2 separate regions of the Mus musculus genome follow, and region 1 is linked to region 2. The links are chromatin loops, found by intact Hi-C in ENCODE. Cell type or tissue: gastrocnemius. All regions are shown on one strand. Region 1 has its middle 2.8 kb from the start of Gm26409. Region 2 has its middle 6.1 kb from the start of Fam240a.

What was found. Peaks named below come from ENCODE experiments on the same cell type or tissue, not always from the same donor. Only the 100,000 strongest peaks of a DNase experiment are listed, where the experiment ranks them.
Region 1: a loop joins it to region 2, with 7 times the contacts of the local background. A loop is called at or near these places in 18 of 42 quality-filtered maps.

The regions. Positions count from the first base shown.
Region 1 is chr9:111,071,377-111,073,876 of GRCm38, reverse strand. It overlaps the pseudogene Rp31-ps19. Among named protein-coding and RNA genes, the nearest start is that of Gm26409, 2.8 kb to the left of the region's middle. In gastrocnemius, a CTCF peak has its summit at 1,530 (motif pointing right); a DNase peak (open chromatin) is centred at 1,519; H3K4me3 peaks cover 217 bases.
Region 2 is chr9:110,921,730-110,924,229 of GRCm38, reverse strand. No RefSeq gene overlaps it. Among named protein-coding and RNA genes, the nearest start is that of Fam240a, 6.1 kb to the right of the region's middle. In gastrocnemius, a CTCF peak has its summit at 1,270 (motif pointing left); a DNase peak (open chromatin) is centred at 1,268; H3K27ac peaks cover 362 bases.

The DNA.
Region 1 (2,500 bases), 150 kb before region 2:
CTGGTCTTCTACAACAAAGCCCCATAAATTCAGTGGCCTGTGGGAAACATAAGCTTATTTCTCACAGTTCTGAAGATTAAAGTCCAAGACCAAAGTCCCAGCAGAATGTCTCTGTGATGAGGGTCCTCTTCTTAGTTCATAGACAGTTTTTTCCTGGCTGGGGCCTTGTATGATGAAAGGCACACAGCAGCTCTCCAGCTTTTGTAAGGGTGCTAATACCATTTCCAAGGCACCATGATTGCCTCCAAAGGTTCCAATTTCCTACACCATCACATTAAGATTAGATTTCAACATGTGACATTAAAAATTATTTAAAATCTACTCTGTGAATTTTATACATGTTTACACTGTATTTTGTCCTATCTATCTCCAAATCCCCCTGGGCCAGTTGGCTAAGGAAGAAAACACTTGATATGGCTTAACTGATGAGTCTGCTCCATACAATGGAAGTAACCAGCTCTACTGCCACAGCTAATTCCACTCAGGGTGACTCTGTGGGACAGCGATGAAAGCCAGCTTGTCCTGGGGCAGAAGCCGGGTGAGTGGATTTCACTGCAGCTTGATCTATCTACATCAAGAGCTGGCGGGAAACTTAAATCCCCAGAGACTCGTTTTTTTCTGGATGATCAGGGATCAGGATCTGAAAATGAATAACAATGAAGGGGGCAGGGTGTGGTTCAACATCCTCTGCTTCTTCCCTCTCAGAGTGTCTAGACATGGCTGCCCATCAGGCTGGAAGGATGCAGCAGAGTTGGGAACAGGTGGAGGTCTGTAGGAATCCAGTCCAGCTGGGAGTGGGGTAGAGGGGGCTACTTCTCCTAGGATCTTAGTGTCACGGTTCTCTTAGGTGAAGGCCTTCTCCAATGATCCTCAATGAAATAGTTCTCTGAGACAATCTTAGCTTGTATACACACCTCCATCCGGCGAGGGCTTGTATATACTTTATTCAGGATGAACTAAAGGTTATGTAGTTTGGGGGAAGCGGGTGAGAATAACCAGGGTGGTCAAAGATCATAAGGTATTGAGATGCCTCATTAACACAGGGAGGCGCTCCAGGAATCTCAGGCTGAGATGTTCCTCAGGTAGCGAGGAGGAAACCCCAGTGACACAGGGGAGTTTGCCATTGTGCATCAAGCTCAGGGCTTTCCAGTAACGTCAGACTTCGACCTTAGCAGCAGGGTTTCATGACAGCAGGGGGCTGGACCTCAAGGAGCGGGAAGAGAAGACTATTGTCTCCCTGTGAATGTTCACTTATGCAGGCAAAGAACGTCTCCTACAGAGGTGGTCTCAACACTCAGTACAAAATGTCACTCACAGCTACCAGTCAGCCTCATTCCCCAGCCGCCCAGCGTCTGCCTGATGGACTTGTGAGCAGAGAGGCCCATAATGGCTGCATTACAGAGGCTGTGTAGAAGCTTACCAACTCGGACTCCCCAAGACCAAGGCAGGAAGTCAGGAGCGTCCAATGCCAAGTGGGTAATATGTCCATTCCTCTGAGAACAGTTCTCTGAGAGACCAGTCAGCCACCAGGTGGCAGGTTGATTCCACTGTCTGCCTTCTACCATAAATGTGGATTTATTTTCTCCACCTCTGCTTTTCCTGTTCCTAGGCTCTTGGGACAACATAATCACCCCGGTGGAATGCCCCGAGTGTGTGTCTGTTGAGTGAGTTTATTACTCGTTGCAAAGGAAGTGTAGTTGGCAAGAAGTTGAGGGCAATACGTTTTATGTGGCTTATCGGAGTCAGATTTGAGACGAAGAGCGTAACAAAAAAAAAAAAAAAAATGGAAATGAAATGGTGTGGGGACATGCTTGAAAAAAATTAATGCAGAGTATGCAGGTGACCTAGCTCAAGTGCTTCTTAAGGTGTACACACACTCTTAAGATAATTCATTAGCTCACAAATCCACTAATGGCAGAATAACTTTTTTTTTTTTTTAAGCCTAGGACAGCCTTGAACTTGCTGTGTAGCCCGGGCTGGCCTCAAACTCCAAAATTTTCACCCTCAGACTCACAAGTGCTAGTGTTACAGATGCATCCCATGGTGCCTGGCTTCAGTGAATCCATTCTGGAGAGTGAAGACCTAGTCAGCTCTTAAAGGAACCTCCTTACCCTACCTCTGTGTAGCTCATAAGGAGCCTCACAGTTCAGCAGGAGGCTTGGAGACGATAAATGATAATCCCCACCGTAGCGAAACCCAGACCTCAGTTTCCCAGTTGGTGCTACTAAATGGTTACGATGCCCAGCGGTGTGCTGGTTGTGGTTTCACAGCCACGTCAGGACAATCCCTCGCGTCCTTCCTTTCCAACGTGGGCCCCGCAGATTGGCTCCCAAAGAGAAGGGTGGCGAGAAGAAGTGCCGTTCTGCCATCAACGAGGCAGTGACCCGAGAATACACCATCAACATTCACAAGCGCATCCATGGAGTGGGCTTCCGGAAGCATGCTACTCCGGCACTCGAAGAAATTCGGAAGTTTGCCATGAAGGAAATGGGGACTCCAG
Region 2 (2,500 bases):
AATTCAGTATCAGCTCATCTCTATCTGTTTTTAAAATCTACCCTGGATCTTTATTTGACGTCATAGTACGTGTATACATTTGTTTGGGAAGACTGACATATTTACTATATTGAGTCACAAACCTTGTATAGCTCTCATTCTGAAGAAGGTTTCTAGTATCCCACTCATCAGCCTTTAGCAAACATACATGTGTTCTATTGGATATCTCAGTGTTTTATGCGGGGAGGGGGGATATATTGCTAATGCTATTGAGATTTGAACTTTAGTTTCAGATTGTTCATTGTTAGCATGGGTTGGTTTGGAATCATTTATATGCCCTACATCCTTGCTAAATTCATTGACTAGTTCTGGGAATTTATAAATTACGTTTAATTAATTAATTTACTGGGGAAGACGGTCATGTCATAGTGTACATTGTAACAACTTCCGGAAGTCAGTTCTGTTCTCCCACCACGTGGAACCCCTGCACTCAGCTCTTTAGGCTTGAAAGAGCCACCTGCCCCCCTGCCACTACCCCCTCTGTTAAAGGCAAAGTGTCTTGTAGCTTAGGCTAGCTCTGAGCTTGTTATGTAGTTGAAGATGGCCTTGAACTTCTGATCTCCTGAGTGCTGGAATTACAGCATGGACCAAGGTACCCAGCCTTATTCCTTGCTGAGAATTGAGCCTAGAGGTCCCAGAACGCTAGGCAGGCATCCCACCCACTAGGCTACAATTCCTGGCCCCTCCAGGAAACATTTGAGTGGTTTAATCTATATATACTTGAAAAGCTTCGATCTAGCCAGGTGACACTCACATTTTTTTATATCCATGATTTCCTCTGGACGCTCGCTACGGGTTTCTTTTTTATCCAGAGAGGAGAAAAGTCATTATCACACCCAGGTGTGTCTGTTTTCTTGCCCAGCTCTGCCAGGGTTTGTCCATGTGTACTGAAGAGTCAGCTGCTTTCAGCACTCTGGCCTTTTCCACGCTGAGCACCGGGTCTGGATATGGGTTCCTTTGGATTCAATTTCTTGAAGCTAAAGATTGAGGATTTATGGAGGGTTTTTGTTTTGTTTTTGTTTGTCCAACTTGGGAGAGTTTAGCTTTTATTTGTTCAAATATATTTTCCTGGGCTTCACTCTTTAACCCCTCTAATTCTTTAGCTCTAATTCTCAGAATTCCCCCTTTCCAGTCCCTTAGTCTAAAATCTGAGCCTGACATGAGTTTTACTGGGACCATCAGGAGAAAAAACTGGCCAGAAGAGTCAGCTCCGCCCTGCTAGGCTGCAGCGCCCCCTACTGGAGATCAGGTGTTTCGATGTCAAAGCCTCGGAAGCCTTGAGCTCAGTTTCTAGGTTTCAGAGTCTTGAGTCTAAACCAAGGACTGCAGAAAACAAAGAGTTTAACAGTGTTAGTAATCTTGCAATTCTAGTCTTTACCCGAAAGCCTCATCCGGCTATGTGCAGTTCAGACTGTCACACGGCAGTTCATGGTTTGTGTCCACTTTTTATCAGCATGCTTCTTTGGAGAAGAGTGGGGTTTCTGTCCTCCGTTTTTGTCAGAGACAGGAACCTGTCTACTCAGTACAAGCCACGACTATAAAGAAAAATCCGAGGGATGAAAAGATGGTGCAGACATCTTGTTGCTCAAGTATGAGAATTGGATTTCCACTTCCAACACTGATATATAAAGACCAGTGTGATTCCATGCACTGTAACGGAAACTGGAGCTTGCTGACTGACAGCGTAGTCAAAACATGAGCTCCTGGTACAGGGAGGGAACCTGCTCCAAACCAACAAGTTGGACTCTACACTTTCTGGCCTTTGTAAGTATGGATGCATCACATATACACAGACACACACACCACACACACACAGACACACACCACACACACAGACACACCACACATAGACACAGACAAAAACACACCACACACTTACACACAGACACACACCACACATATACACACACACAGACACACACCACACATATACACACACACAGACACCATACATATACACACACATACCACACATACATGCACACACACACCACACAGACACACCATACGTAGACACAGACACATACTTACACCAAACATATACACACAGACACCACACACAGCACACACATATACACACAGCATACACTTATATACACACACAAGAACACCACACACACACACCACACACACCCACATACATAGACACAGACACACACACAGACAGACACACACCCACACATATATGCACAGATATCACACATAGCATACACACAGACACAGGCACACACACATCACACACATACATAGACATACACAAACACACAGATACCACACACACATACATACATACACAGACACCACACACATACCTGTATACACCACACACACACAGACAGACACAATACATACAGAGACACACATACATACCTGTACACACCACACACACATATACAGACACAATACACACAAATACACCACACATGCACACACTGATACACAGTGCAAGAAGGAAGATGAG